Regions from separate parts of the Homo sapiens genome. Here region 2 is linked to region 1. Evidence: chromatin loops called from intact Hi-C (ENCODE). Cell type or tissue: PC-9. All regions are shown on one strand.

What was found. Peaks named below come from ENCODE experiments on the same cell type or tissue, not always from the same donor. Only the 100,000 strongest peaks of a DNase experiment are listed, where the experiment ranks them.
Region 2: it touches region 1 in a loop (2.7-fold over the local background); 2 of 110 quality-filtered maps call a loop at or near these places.

What each region holds. Positions count from the first base shown.
Region 1 is chr3:13,214,789-13,222,788 of GRCh38, reverse strand. It overlaps a transcript of IQSEC1 not described here. Among named protein-coding and RNA genes, the nearest start is that of IQSEC1, 150 kb to the right of the region's middle. RefSeq lists enhancers at 1,488-2,010, 2,011-2,533, 2,534-3,057. In PC-9, no CTCF peak of the experiment used is centred here; DNase peaks (open chromatin) are centred at 4,428 and 6,648; H3K27ac peaks cover 2,686 bases.
Region 2 is chr3:13,156,086-13,164,085 of GRCh38, reverse strand. It overlaps a transcript of IQSEC1 not described here. Among named protein-coding and RNA genes, the nearest start is that of IQSEC1, 87 kb to the right of the region's middle. RefSeq lists an enhancer at 2,220-2,745. In PC-9, no CTCF peak of the experiment used is centred here; a DNase peak (open chromatin) is centred at 3,985; H3K27ac peaks cover 762 bases.

The sequences.
Region 1 (8,000 bases):
GTGGGTCCTGAGCTCATTGGCACATCGAGCACTCTGAGGAGTCCGGTGGGGAAGAAACGTGATCAGTTTCCCAAGCCTGTTTGACCTGGGAGTGCTTTCAATGGCCTCTACCACCGAGCTTGGCCCCCAGCGTCTGCTGCGAGAGGCCATTCTCTGGTTGGTGAGGATGTGGAGAAATAAGAACCTCTGTGGCTCCATTGCTGGGGGGAGGTAACGTGGTGCAGCCGCCGTGGGAAACGGTGTGGTGGTTCCCGAAGGAGTTAAACATACAATACAATTCCCATATGATCCGGCAATCCCACTTCTCAGTGTAGACCCAAAAGAATTGAAAGCAAGGCCTCAAACAGATGTGTGCACACCCATGTTCACAACAGCATTACTCACAATAGCCAAAGGTGGAAGCAAAGAAAGTGTCCGTGACAGATGAACGTGGTCTGTCCCTACAATGGAATATGATTCACCCTAAAAAGGAAGGGCGTTCTGTGCTGCGCTGCAACAGGGATGAACCTGGACGACAGGATGCTAGTGAATGAGCCGGCCACAAAAGGACAAATACTGCATGATTCCACTTCTGTGAGGTCCCTGGAGTAGTCACATTCACGGAGACAGAAAGTGGAATGGAGGTGCCAGGGGCTGGGGGAGGGGGGCTGGGGGTTCGTGTTTCATGGGGCAGAGTTTCAGTTGGGGAAGATGAGAAAGTCTTAATGCCACTGAAGTGTGCGCTTAAAATGGATGAGGTGGTAAATGTGTGTTATGTATCCTTTACCATAATGAAAAGGAAAGGGGACACTCCTCTGGGGGTTGCAGGGCTGTAGGCTGGGGTGTTTCTCCTCCCTCCTGCCCCTCTGCTCCGCGGCTACCATCTCCAGGCGGGCCTGGTCATGGTTGAGGAAACTGGCTCATTTTCGGAGCACACTAAATTTCCAGATCAGGCCCTGGAGTCCTTTATGAATCTAGTTTGGGAGGCTGGCTTTCCAGATCGCTGACTGCAGGGGAGTTCCCGGTTTTGTGGCAGATGCCAATGCCGGAGGCAGCTCCCTGCCGAGGAGGCCCGGCCTCTGTGATACAGTCATGGAGCCACACGCTGCCCCATTGGAGGGATGGAAGCCCCACTTGGGCAGGAGACGGAGAGCCGCCGTGGGCTCCAGGCGTCTGTTCCTGGGGCCCTGGGAGACCTGCAGTGTCTGAGCTTGTTAGGCCCCTGGGTTTGCCTTGGGAGGGCCTCCTTGGCCAGGCGGCCTGGGGTGGGCGGGCAGGGGCTTGGCCGCAGGCAGTTGGGGTGGGAGTCCACAGGTGGGGGCCCTCTACTTGGCCTTGCCTGGAAGGCCCTTCCTGTGCCCCCTGAGGATGCTTGAGGTTGAAGGAGGCCTCTGTGTGACAGAGGCTCTGTCCTAACTCCACCTCTCCCTGGCTCCTACCGCAGGGACATGTCCTGTTGGAGGAACAGTGTCACCCTTCTGGCTGAGACAGAGGGGCCTGCAGAGGGGCGTGGGTCAGGCAGCTGCCCCCAGAGCAGGCGGGCTGAAGCCTGTGTCCACCCTCAGGAAAATCCCTCTGGGCACCACCCAGGCACCCCACCGTGACCAGGGCGGGGCCTGGAATAGTGGCCTCAGGGGCAGAAACCACTTCCCTCCCCTCACCAAGGCCTCCTGGCTCCAGGCCTTGCTATGGTGTCACACTATAGGGTCCTTCCAGCGACAGCCCTGCTTATGAGCCCTGGCCTCCCCTGCTCACTGGCCTCCCTGCCTCCTTAAGCCTCAGTCGCTGCCTTTCTCTACAATGTTGTTCCCCTATGTCGTTTCCCCAACCATGGATGAGGCCAGCAGCTCTTGAAGCCGGTTTGAGAAATAAGTGGCATTAATGCCTGTGAAGTGGCCCGGTGGCTGGTAGCTGTCAATAGAAACAGGAGTTTGGCAGCAAAACCCATCCACGCAGATCTAGATGCCAGTGGATATGTGAGGAGTGTTTGGCCGGCCTGTTAATGAGGCCAGTTTAGCCAAATATCCCGGGACGTGAGTGTCCAGGCGGCATCGCCCTTCACACTTGGGGTGCTGGCTGTCCTCTGCAAGGGTCGACGTGCACCTCGGAATGTCTCAGGCCGTGCTCTGTAGGGACTGACTCCTGAGACCATGCATAAACCAGAGGAGCAAGTCAGCGATGGCCGTGAGGCTGACCTTGTCCCGACCAGGAAATAGGCTAGATCATTAATTAGTCATTTAATTCAATGAAAATTTAGCAGGGAGTCCTCTTCCCTGGGACTCAGAAGCCTTGCCTTTGAGGGACTCTCAGTCTAGACCCATGTCTCAGTCTAGATGATGGCCACAGAGCGGGAGAAGCCCCTTGTGGGGGCCAGTGGGGTGTGAGGGGCAACTGGCAGATAATGGGGTGGAAAAGGAGTAGGGGGCAAGGACCCCCCTTCTTTGCCCCCATTCTTCTCCTGGGCCCCAAGTCTCAAATTGGCAATGTTGGTCACAGGCCCTATGTGACCATTTCCAAGTTTGAAATTTGAGGCGATCAAGGTCTGGGGCTGGAACTGAGTGGCGCAGTCCCCTTGGAGGGGCCAGGCTGGCTCTCCAGTTTGCTCCAGGCCCACCTGGCCCGGCCACTGCCGGCCCCAGGAGGCAGTTGAGTTTGCAATGCTAACCCGTGCCAATTTAAAATCTTCAAAAGCACTGAAGTGCCTAAAGCTGGGGTTTAGAAATAGTGTCCCAGCAGGAGCCTGTGACGGGGGTGGTGGCAGCCTGAGCACAGGTGGCTGCACAGACCCCGGTTCCCAGGACTGGGGCTGCAGGTGACTTTTGCCACGTTTCAGGTTTCCGGTGAGGAGTTGCCACGCCTGGAGTGACTGGGAGAGAGAAGACAAATAAATGCATTCAAGTCCCAAAGTCAAACTCTCTGGATATTGTGGGCAGCAGTGGCATTAAGGAAATAAGCCACCAGCCTCTCAGGGCCTTGCTGGGAAGTGATGGTCCATGGATGAAGATGTGCCACCCCCCAGCTGGTTAGAGGCACCACCCCACCTCTGGTGGCCACGTGGCAGGCCCGGACTGTCCTCATGCTGTCCTGCTGAGGTGGCCGGGCCTTGGGCCAGCACTGGCGCCACTGCCCCAGCAAGCAGAAAGCCACTAAGCACTTGGCAGGAGCTGCTTGCTGTTGAACTATTTAACATCCTAATGCATCCACTTTCACACCTCCGCTGATCCCCGAAGACCGCCGGGTGGGTGTTGGTGAAGTGGCGATGAGTATTAATGAGGCAGCGCTCTGCGAGGTGCGTCTGCTTCATGTGCCTTCCCGCCGGGGGTGGGGGCACATCCTTGATGGTGGCCATCCCAATTTGGGGCCACCAGGGCCCCAGAAATATTTTTCCAATGTGGGGAGCTCCCTGGGGGGCTGTGGGGTGGTTACACTGCCAGGAGAAACTCCAGGGAGGGGATTTCCAGCACCTGGACAGTGTGGGCAGCCGCGGCCAGTGAAGGGCCAGTTCTGGAGTCCGCTGACCTTCGGCTTCCTCTTACCAGTGAACTTGGGAGCAGGTGTCAGGAGCACCATGCAGCCTGTCTCTGGGGAAGCATGGCTCAGCCAGGGCCTGCTGGTGAGGTGGATGGACTGAGCTTTTGGAGGGTTTTTGCAGGAGCTTGGGGGTGACATGGTGTGACGTTATTTTAAAGGCCTTTCCTGCTGTGGCACAAATTGTAGAAGGGCCCGAGGCAGCTGCCAGATCCGCTGGGAGACTGACATGGTGGCCCAGGGGAAAGCTGCTGCTGGCCTGGACCAGGGTGGCTGTGGCGACAAGAGCATTTTGGGTGCACGTGCAGCTGACTTGGTGGGTGGCATTGAGTAGGTGAGGGAAAAGGAGGCATTATGGGTGATTTGGGAGAGTTTGAGGACGTGTAGAAGCCTCTGGGGGTAGAGGTGGCGGCCGGGGCTGCCCTCCTTCCTCCAGGTTCCTTCCATTGCACACCTGCTGCCAGAGAAGTCATGCTGAAGCTGGATCTGTTCAGGCCACCCTCACTCAAGAATGTTCAATGGCTCCCCCATTGCCTGCAGGACCCAGTGCACACCCTTGAGGGTGGCAGTCAGGGGTCTCCCCGACAGACACCTCTGGGCCTGGGGCCACCCCTCACCTCCACCTGTGCATGAACAGGAGCAAATAGAGCACATGAACTTCATTTTCCAGTTTCCATGAAAAAATTTTAAAAACCTTTTCCCTTTTCCCCAGTCATGAGTTGTGAAAAGCATCTTGTGTGTTAGTGCAGCCACTATGCTGTCTCGGCCACAGGCTTCCCACACCTCCCGCCAAAGACTCTGTTGCCTTGGAGAGCAGCACCTTTTGAATGGTTCGAGTAGTTTTCAGATGAGTTATTCTGTCTGTCTTTTTCTCTCACCAGCCAGCTCATTCATGCACACACCTATGAGTCATTCATTCTACATTCCATGAGCACCTGCTGTATAGCCAGCACTGAGCCAGACCCTGGGGACTAATGGGATTAAAAAATGATCCCAACTTCAAGGATTCAGCACAGCAAGGTCCAGCCGCTCCCCACCCATGCCTTGCCCCAGGCCTCGCACACCTGGGAGCACCATAGGTGCATGTGGAAGGAAGTCAGCACACAGGAGGTGCTAGGTCACTCCTGCTCCCACCCCCGACACAGCTTTGTCAAGGTTCCCAGCCTCTGCATGTGGGAATCCTGGAATCCTAGAATGCCGGAGCTGCCAGGGGGCCTCGGAAGCCAGGGGTGCACCTGACTTTAGGTGGGGGGCTAGCATGTGATGATGGTGCTGCTTCTAGATGCTTCGGGTGCTGTGTAGAGGTCAGGTCATTACATCCCAGGTCTTTCCAGCTCTTCTGGTTCTGTATGGGACAGTGGCTCAGTTTGGTGCCAGTCTGGTGTCTGGGCCTCTTTCAGGGATCAGCTTGGGGTGAAACAGCAAGAGTCTGGAGCAAGAATGTGATGTCATTGTTTTGTGTTCCTGGTATTATTTTGAGCATTCTTTTCTATTTCAAGTAATGATAGTATTTTACATTTAAAATGTGAATATAAATAAAAGTGAATTTTCTTTTCAAAATACATTTAAGTAAAGGAGTGAGGCAATTTAAAGGAAAATACTAAGTAGTTTATAGGGACATGGCACAAAACTGGAGATGGGGCCTAGAATGAATCAAGTTGGGGAAATTTGGAGCCAGCCAGACCCAAGGCTTCTGGACCAGCTGTGGAGGTGCCTCCATTATGCTCTCTTTCTGGAGAGCAAGTCCCTCCCAGTGGTTTAAGGCAGAAGCATTGTGAAAAAAATGGTGTGAATGGAGAGAAAACTTGGTACTTCCACACAGTGGACTACTACTCAGCCCTGAAAAGGAACGATCTGCTGGTGCACCCTATGTCATGGATAAACCTCAAAAACACAATGCCAAGTGGAGGAAGCCCCGCCACCAGACTGTGGCATATGGAAGTCCTGAAAAGGCAACCCCATAGAGATAGAAGTAGATTAGTGATTGCTGGGGGCTGAAGATGGATAAGGGAATGCATTGGATGTAAATGCATGAGGGATCTCATTGGGAGAAGAAAACATTGTAAATCTAACATTATGGTGGTAATTGCACCATTCAGTGAAAGTTACAAAAGTCATTGAATTGTAAAACAAAACAAGCAAAAAAGCCTGAGTCAGGTTCACTCTGTTCAGTTGGATTTTTTTTTTAAAAGCACTAAGAATAAAATCAAAATCATCTTTTGTCATCTGTAATGGGGGAGAATGTCCTTCAGGGCTCTTCTCCATGGCAAATCCTTTGTCACCACCATTGGGCTCCTGTCATCAGCTAAGTTTTGCAGTGTGTTCACCTTGCCTGCGTCGTGATATGCTGTGTCCTATGCCATTAACTCTTCTAGGTCAGTGTGACCTAAACTCATCGGGAGAAAGCGTCCATATGTTCTGGAGTGGGCAGGGGTAAGTGAAGTTAAATGTGTGTATTCCATGTGCTAATGAATAGAATAGCATTTTGTTTCTCCACGGGGAAGAGAGTGCATCCGGGTGTTCTGTCCATCTGTCTGTCTGGACCCACTGTCCACTGCTCACCATACTCTGTGCCCTGGAGGGATGCCCTCTCTCACTGGCTTCCGCACCCTCCAGCTTTCTGGTGGGTTTACTGATGGGAGATCAGTGGGCAGGATGGAAAGAGGCTGGGATATTCATTTCTCTAGCCCCTCCTGCGGTCCCCCTGTCCCCAGCCACAGCTCCCCTCTGCAATCCCTTTGGGTTCAGGTGACTGCTCCCTCTCATCCCTTAGGTCCAGGGAGTGGACAGCTCGTCGCTCTGCTAGCCCTGGGTGTGTCTCTGGGGGGCTCCCTGCCCTCACCTGCCCTCTGTAAGCCGTCCCTTCATGTGGCTGGCTCAAGTGGCCCCTTCCGAGGGCCCCCTGTCCCCTGCTGGTAATGAGTCCTAAACATATTTGACCATGTGTTCCTCTGGGAGCTCACATGGGGCTGCTGGTGTAGGGGATGCTGGTTGGGAAATGCTGTTCTACAGCTGCGCTGTTGGCTGCCTATTTTCCCACACTGCATGGGTGCTGTTATTACATATGCAACCTCCTACCGTTGAGCAATTGGTCACTGCCAATCTTTGCATCTTTGTGCAATGACTGTGTCCTTTGGATAGATTCCTAGAATGGCCAAAGGACACGCCCACTTAAAGGCATTTCCAATAGGTGTTGGACAGAGCTCTGGAGGGCCTGCCCAGCCCCAGGAAGTGGCTCTACCCGTCTTTGAGGGCATCATCCCCTGCACATGGTGTCTGGATGTTTAGGAATCACTAAGAGAAGCAGACTTTGGCTGTGAGGGCTGAGACAGAGATTTGGTTTGGAAGCCCCGGGCCTGGTCTGCTCTGGGGCTCGGAGGATACTTGTTCTGTGAGCTCCACAGCAGATCCTGCCTGAAGGTCCCTGGCCCTTCTCAACAGGAGACGTTTGAGAAACGGGCTCTCCTCTCAGCCCAGCTGCTCCCCAGCTATATGGCATCAGCCACTGTGGAGGGGCTCTGAGCTTATGTGGGAATTGCTGATCATACCGGCCTCTCTGCCCAGCCCGTGCCAGGGGTGGAGTGCAGTGGCCATGTCGGCCTTCTCTGGGCCCCATCAACACATCCATGTGTCATCCATGCTGAGAAGATTTGGTAATGCCCTGGTGTTTTATTATCTGTGCAACTTTGCCTCCCTCGGCCCCAGGACCAAAGAGGCGTTTATCAAGCCTCTCAAATGTGCAGAGAGCTCTGTCTGGCTAATTGCAATTGTGAAGCTGTTCAGACTTAACATGGATTTTAAACGAAACTCTTGCAGTTCTTGTTCTTTGCTTTTCTGAGGGAGCCTGAGGCTGCCCTTCATGATGTCTGGCATGGCCAGAGCCTGAAGGTGGGCGCCAAAGCTCCGTGTGCTCCTGGAGCAGGTACTTTGGTTGTAGGCTGATGATCTGTGCTAATCTAGTTGGCGTGTCCTCTCGATTTCATCAGGCAGCCGTGTGGATTTCTCTGTCCTCTGGGCAAGGCCTCTGGTCAGCCATTCTGAGCCTTGGCCGCTGGTTTATTTGGAAACCTTTTCCATCCCACTGGCGGAGGCTTGGTTTGATTTTCCTCCATGCTCCTGTCTTGTGTACTGCAGGAGCCTGGCACAGGGGAGGGGTTGGTGGTAAAGAGTCACCTTCTCTTCCCTTGCCAGATGGTGCACAAGGAGCTGCATCCCCACCACCTGCCTCTCGCCTCTGCAGCCTTTGCATTCAGTAGGCACTTACTCATCCTGCCAGCCCTGAACCATGTCTGAGGGCCTAGTCTAGGTCAGGCACAGGGCTCAAGATTCTACTTATGGGTGCAGTAAATTCCACTCATCCGTTCACTCGGGTGCCTGTTCATTCGGCTAGTGCTCAGCAGAGCCCGACGTCGGTCCTGGCGCTCAGCTGCAAACACTGGGACCTGCTCTTGCTCTTTACACAGAAAGAGAAGTTCCAGAATGCCAGGTGCCGC
Region 2 (8,000 bases), 59 kb after region 1:
TCTGTCCGTGTGTCTGAATCCTGGCGGTGAGCGGCGTTGATGAAACCATGTGCTTTGATTTCTCCCTGCGGGTCTCCCAGGTCAGACCTCTCCTCCCCTGGCTGCCCCCTTCAGCCCTGGCGTGTGCCCCAAGGGCCTGGGCATGATCTGCAGAGCACGTCTGTTGGCTCTGCATCCTGGAGCAAAAGCCCTTCCCAGCTTCCCTGTGTTTAGAGTGACCTCTGCAGAGATCACCTAGGTTGGTGGTTGTCCCTTCCTTTCTGGGGCTGGTGATGGCCCAGTGTGCCAAGGCTGTGACCCGTCTAGGACCAGAAACTTCTATACCTGACACCCCTGGGGCTGGGCTGGGCGGGGTCAGGGCAAGTCTAAGATGCTTGGTGGTGGGCCCGGCTCTAACCAGCCTCTAACAATGCAGGGGTGTCTCCACGGCAGGCGTAATGCCCCTGCCCATCCTCGCCCCACCAACCGAGGGTAGGTGGGGGTGGACATGGAGTGGGCTTTCTGCCAGAGGCTCTGACTGAACCTAGAAGAGGGTCTGGTCTGAGACAGTACCTGGGGTGTCAGTGCCCCAGCCACGGGGCCTGAGGCCCAGCAGTTCTCAAGGCATGAGCTGGGGGACCAAGAAGGCCATGGTCATGGGAGATGGGGGTCAGCATGGTGAGGCTGGGGATGCGAAGGAGAGGCCAGGAGGCAGTTAAGAGCCCACGGACCCCCAGTCCCCTCTGGCAGCAGATGGACTTCCAGGTCTTAGGGTGGTGGCCTGAGGTGGCTGGTTTGTATTGTGATGTTACAGGCTGGGGAGATGAGATGTCCTGAGCTTGGCCGTGAGGATGCCAGCTGGAGTGGGGTCCTCCAGGTGCCTGCAGAACAAGAGACAGATCTGGGGGAGGCTGCATCCCAGGGAGCCTCTTGGGTGGCAGCACAGGGGGTGCTGAATCTTATACTTGGGGCAGTCGGCTATGTGCTTGGAGCAGGGGACACTGGCAGGGAGTTGGGCTCCAGGGAACCAGAGTCCAGGGAGTGAGAGGCAGGGTCTCGCAGGAAGCAGAGGCATGCTCAGAAGGGGAACTGGAGAGAGAGAGGGTCCCAGAAGGACTGTGTGCAGGGGTGAAGCCCAGGTGAGGGGACTAGCTGGGGATGGTGCACTTGGGCTGGCAAGAGTGGGAGCTAAAGGGATAAGGGGGGGATGCCCGGGGGGATGGATGGACAAAGGCTAGGGTCTGGGGATCCGAGGGAGGGGGCAGCAGGCCCCTTGCAGCCTGAGGTGTGCACCGCCACATGGCTCCACCCTGGAACACAGCGTGGCCCTGAGGAGGAGGAGGGGAGACTGCCCTGGTGCACGATGGAGAAAGCTCTGGAATGTACCATTAAGTGAGCAAAGCAGGGTGTGAGAGTACACATCTCACACTACTTTGGGTAAGAAAGGGCAGGTGTAAGTACGTATATTCTTATTTAATTTGTCAGCAAAAAGAAGCAGGAAGGAAACAGTTGTCTCTTAAAATGGTCCCTTCAGAGGGAGGGCAAGGGGCAGGGCCTCCAGTGCCTGTATGCTTCCTCAGGGCAGACCTAGGAATATTCCTGAGGGTTCTGAACCCTGTCAATGTAATACTTGTTCAAACAATTAATTCAAAACAACAGGTTAGGGAGAGGGTGGGTTGCCAATCCCTGGGGCTGGCTCTGAGGTGGAAGGGGATTCCCACATGGACTCGGAGGGGCTGCAGGCTCAGGAAGGAGATGGCCTCGCAGCCTCTCAGGCCCTCCCTGGCCTGCCTCTCTGGGCTCCTTTGGGATCTAAGCTTCCCCCAATCCCCCCAAGGTGCCCTTCTCCCTCTGTCTTCCAAGAAGGCAGCTGCTTACCTGAAACCCTCATTCTGTGAAAGTTCATGGTGGGCAGCGGGTCCCTTACGGGGTCGCCCTGAGAACAGCCTGCTCTCACTGGTGACCTGAGCGGGGGCTAGTGAACATGTAGAGTGAATACACCCTCGTGGTGGGGATCTGGTCTGCCCCAGCCCCACCCGGCCTGGTGTTCACTCCAGCGGATCATCAGGAAAGCATTTGCCAGGCAGGCGCTGTGGAACCCAGCCCTGGGGGAGGAGGATGGGAACGACATTTCGGTGGGGGAACAGCATGTGCAGGGACCCCAGGAGTGAGCATGACTGGCTGCCTGGGGAGAATGAGGAATGGCCTCTGCGTTGCAGGGGGACTGGCACACAGAGCCGAGCATATGTCCCAGCTCCGAGCCACACAGCTCCCAGCAGGGTGCACAGACAGGAGAAGCCGGGCAAGGGAGATCGCGGATGGAAGTTCCAGCAGGGAAGGCTGTGTTTAGTTCTTCCAGGGCTGAAGAATCCAGCCCCAAAATGCCCTGCCGTGTGGACATCGCAGTAGACAGTGTTGCTGAGGCTAAGATGCTGGGGTCAGATGTGACTCGTCATGGCTTTACCTGCCCTGGCCCGTTGTCCCCATCATGCACAGGCATTGTGTTTCTTCCCATGCAGCTGACGACTTGGCTGCCAGGCCTATGTCATGGGTCACACCCTTCCCCCAGGAGCTGGGCCTCCCTTTTCTCAGGACCAGAGGTCCCAGATCATTCAGATCTACCCTGCCCCCACCCTCTGGACAGAGAGTCACCAGATCTGGGCTTCCAGAGCAGTGTCCGTGCGGGGTCTGCGTCCCCAAACCTGGGATCCTGACTGCAGTTCTCTCTGAGCGCTTCTACCCTCTCCAGACCCGCTAGAGGGGAGGTTGGAAAACTAAAGTGTGACCACGGCCCTCCCCCGCTTCTCCTCCCGCACTCCCCCTGGGCTGACACACTGTGGCAGTGGCCCTGGTGGTCCCTGGACGCCACACCCCTACCAGCGCAGCTGCGCTTCCACAGCCTTCCCATGCGCACCTCCAGCTCCCACCAAATGATGCCACTCGCCTTTCTAAATGCGGCCCATGATTCCTGCGTGCCTGCCCCCTGCTGTGTGTGACTCAGGATGTTTCCTATGTTTAGAAAATGCTCCACTCCACCCCCCGAAGATCCCTTCCTTTCTCAGAGCCCCCATGGCAGCTGCCTTTCTGGAGCTTTCAGGGGAGCTGGGGCTGACAGGGTGGCCTCCTGGTTGTCTCTGTGGCCTTTTATGCTTCACTTTTGATATCCCAGTCCCTTCTGCTTTGTGTCCAAATGACTTAAGCATTTGTCTTTCCTCTCAGGCAGAGGAAGACCCCCAGGACAGGGATGAGGCCCCTGAGTTGTGGCTCGATGGTGCCAGCACCTGTGGGGCACAGAACAGGCACCCAGGGGGTGTCTGTGCAGTGGATTCATCTTGGCCTTGCTGGGAGCCCTGGGCAGGATGCCTTGCACAGAACAGGCACATGTTCATGTGTGTTTGATTGGACTCAGGACTCATAAATATTTTCAGGCCAGAAACCAGAAGGAAGAGGAAAAATGGACCACTCCCATGCTCAGTGGAGACTGCCCCCGCAACACCCTCCCCTTACCAAACACTCACTAAAATTAATGGGCAGAGATTCTGCACTTGAAAAATCAGTGAAGCTGTGTATGGATTTTATTTGCCTAAGGAAAATATGACTGACCTTGAGAGCTCATGGCTTGTGCTAAATATTAAGGACACACAGGGGCAGGGCTTGGGGGCTCACACTTGTAATCCCAGCACTTTGGGAGGCCAAGGCAGGAAGATCATTTGAGGCCAGGAGTCCAAGACTAGCCTGGGCAACATAGCCGGACCCCGTCTCTACCAAAAATAAATTTAAAAAATTAAGGATAGCCCTGAGAGACACCTCCTCCCCACCAGCTCTTGCCCTGCCCCAAGGTCCCTGCTTGGTGAGATTCTTGTTCTTTAGACTCAAATGATCGGAGTTGCCACCTTTCTGGTTTGCTTTTCTTAGCCTCCGGAGCAGCAGGGAAGTGCTTTTGCATGGAGAAGCCTGTTTGTGAATTCACGCTCACTACTTTCCCCTGAGGCAAAACATTTGCAAGATCAGATATATTCATTTTCCACAAATGAAATGACTCATTTTTTGACCATTTTGCAAATGTAGGACTTTGCTCATTGTTCCCCGGGAGGATGTGTCTGCTTTTGACTCCACTAAGAGGAAGGCTCTGGAGGCCCTCAAATGTGAATCTTCTAATGATTTATTTATGGAAGAGGGACCATAGGAAGAGAAGAGGTTTGTGGAGTTTGGAGTCTGCAAAAATGAATGACCGGGTGGAGGGTCTAGAGAGAATGTGGATACTGGTTTGAAAGTGCCAGGGCTTTCTGCAGGGTGCAAGCATTATCTTTTTTCCCCCAGCACTCCGTCAAATCCTTGAAATTAACTCAGCTACATTCAGTCATAGGAATAAGTTCCATTCAATGAGTTCTCACTGTGGGTGGGGGTCTCACCTCATCTGCACAACCACCCGCACCCTTGTAAGAGAGTTATTATTGGCCCTTATTTTTTCAGCTCTGGGAAATTGAGGCTGAGAAGTACAAAACAGCTTGCCTAGGATGACGTGGATTTCGAGTGCAAAGGTGGGATGCTGTGCACCAAAGCCTTCGCAAGTCAGTGTCGCCTGTGGTGCTTGTTGAAAATACAGATTGCCAGGCCCTATCCCTTTCATGCCTCACTCAGTAGGTCTGGGCAGGGTCTGGGAATCTACATTTTTTTGAGATGGGGTCTTGTTCTTGTTGTCCAGGCTGGAGTGCAGTGACGTGATCTCGGCTCACTGTAACCTTCACTTCCCAGGTTCAAGCGATTCTCCTGCTTCAGCCTCCCGAGAAGCTGGGATTGCAGGTGTCTGCCACCAGGCCCAGCTAATTTTTATATTTTTAGTAGAAACAGGTTTCACCATGTTGGCCAGGCTGGTCTCAAACTCCTGACCTCAAGTAATCCGCTTGCCTCAACCTCCCAAAGTGTTGGGATTACAGGGTGAGTCACTGTGCCCAGCCTGAATCTGCATTTTAAATAAGCGCCCACATGATCTTAACAGGCTGCCTGAACATATGGTCTCTCCAAGGAAACAGAATTTCTCCAAGTATGCCAGTGTCCAGTGGCAGACACGTACCCTTCATAAGCATGAGCTGACTGAAGTGCAGAAATTTTGCTTCTAACACTTAGAAGAATTTTTTTTTTTTTGAGACCGAGTCCTACTCTGTCACCCAGGCTGGAATGCAGTGGTGTGATCTCAGCTCACTGCAACCTCCGCCTCCTGGGTTCCAGCGATTCTCGTGCCTCAGCCTCCTGAGTGGCTGGGACTACAGGCGCACACCACCACGCTTGGCTAATTTTTGTATTTTTAGTAGAGACAGGGTTTTGTCATGATGCCCAGGCTGAACTTGAACTCCTGGGCTCAAGTGATCTGCCTGTCTCGGACTCCTAAAGTGCTGGGATTACCACGCCCAGCCCTGACCTTAGAAGCATATTGCATGAGGTGGTCCCATGTAGGTCGCCTCCCCGTCAGGACTCTGAACGTTGACTGGCATTTTCCAAAGGCAACAGCAAGGCTCAGGGCTGGGACAATGAGGAGAGCCCAAGGACTGTTTTGTTTGGGGATGGTGGGGGAGATTCTGGAGACGGTGGGCCTGGTTACCAGCATTGACTCAGCTGGAACCAAGATGTGTGAGTAAACGTAATTAGTCCAAACAAATCCAGTTTTCTGTCTCCATACCAAGGCAAAGCAGCCTTTGTAATTAACTGGGCCTTTTTCCCCAAACCCAAAATGAGAACACACAGTTTATTTTGTTCACAAGGAGGTATGAAAACTGCTGAACGTGGCAGACAAAGCTGGGAGTGTTTGCTGTGCCAGGTAGACAGAGCTGAACTCTTTCTCTCCAGGAAGGAATGGGAGCAGGCTCCAAATGTGAGAGACGGGCTGGGGCTGGGCCGGGTCCCTCTGCCGCTATCCAGCCATGTTTTGGAGGTGCTGGACTGAGGGCTGAGCCGGCGGCCTCTGGAGGCGAGTGGACATTTCTTAGCACGGTGGAATCAAAAGAGTACAGACACTGGGGGCAGATAATCTTGAATTCAAATCCTTTCTCTTTGTCTTACCCTCATGTCACTATGCAACAGCCCCTGAGCTCTCCAAGCCTCAGATTTCACACTCATTTAACAGTCTTCATTGAGCACCTACTGTGTCTTTGTGCTAACTACTAAGGGTGTGAAGACCAATGAGATACAGTTAATTTCTGCCCCATGATGAAATCGGAGCAAAGACTTTAGCCTCAAGGCCATGGACCAATTAAATGAGGCATAGATGGAACAGCACATGCCATGTCATAGCATTCAGTTAACATCCATTTCCTTTCTTCTCCCTCTGCCACAGTCTGTGGAGACGCGGCTGCTCAGAATCCTGAGGGAGGGTCTGAGGCAAGCCCATGTTTACATGAGCAGGAGGTGGTAGCAGCTGCTTGTAGAGTGTGCCCTTTTGGCTGTCCTCCTTCCTTCCTTTGCTCCCCTGGGTTTATGATTGAGATTTCTTGGGCATTCTTGACTGTGGTGGACTTTACTTTTCCATCTCCTTGACTCTGTGCTGTATCCTGAGCAATTTCCTCAGGATGGTCTTCTAGTTCACTAGTGCTTTCTTCAGCTGTGTTCATTCTGCTGTGTGGCCTATGAATTGTGGGTCCCTGAGACCCTTGAATGGCCTCTGGATACCCTCAGCCTGCTTTCAGAGGCACTACTGGGCCTTTCTTTACACGGGAAGTAGAAAGATCTTATAGGAGCCACATTGAAGTCACTGGGCAAAAACCTATCTGACTGGGTGTATTTTGCGTTTTGATTTGTTTTCTGTGAACTTGTGTAGAGAATTAATAACTGACTGTTTAGAAGATGAGGCAGAGATATTGGTGTGGGGGCAAGGGAGTCTACTAATGGGGAATTAGACTAAATCCCAAAATACATTTGGTAAGCCTTGTCTAAACATCTGCTTCTATTGCAACCAAATCTTAAAGGTACTTAGAAGGTGGTGACACAATGTGTATGTGTGCATCTGACCCAGGTCCAGTGTTTGGGACAGTGAGGACTTTGAAACCAGGGTCTAAGCTGAATGACCTTGGTCAAATGACTCAAATTCCCTGAGCCTCAGTGTCCTTATCTCAAATGGAAATGAAAACATCAAGAGTTTTCTTGATCTTGTCCACATCTGACTCTCCATTCTCTCCTCCATCACTGTGGTCATCACACTCTGGCCTTCTGGTACCTCCATTCTTCCAAGCTCATTAGTGTCCCAGGGCCTTTGCCTGTGCTGTTCCCTCAGCCTAGAACATGCTCCCCCAGGTCTCACCCAAGATGAGTTCTCCTCAGTCCAATCCCCCTTCAGATGTCAGCTCCTCTTCCCTTATCATCTCACCTGAAGTAACCTAGCCAATCTCTGCACATCAGCCAGTTTACTTCTGTCCCTTATCTGCCTGTCCCCACTGGAATGTCAGCAGGAACTTTGTCTTATGCAGTGCTGTGCCTCAGTGCTCTGCCATGTGCCCTGGCACAGCATGCTATTTTGGTCTCTGTACTTGCCACTTCCCACATCCAAGGGGAGCACCTCTGGAAGGAGGCCAGAGCTAAATGTGCTAAGCTTGTCTGTCCACATGCCTGAATGCTCCCACTTCTGTCCCTCCATCATGCACTTCTTTCTCTTTCCTAATTGCCTATCTAGGACTTCCAATACTATGTTGAGCCCAAATGACAAAAATGACATCCTTGTCTTGTTCCTGATCTTAGCTAAAAAGCTTTCAGTCTTTCACTGCTGAGTATGATGTTAGCTGTGGATTTTTTGTATATGGTCTTCATTATGTTGAGGTAGTTTCTTTCCATTCCTATTTTGTTTAGTGTTTTTATTTTATTTATTTTATTTTTAATTTTTATTTTTTTGGGACGGAGTCTCGCTCTATCACCTAGGCTAGAGTGCAGCAGTGCAGTTTCAGCTCACTGCAACCTCTGCCTCCCAGGTTCAAGCAATTCTCCTGCCTCAGCCTCCTGAGTAGCTGGGATTACAGGTGTGCACCACCATGCCCAGC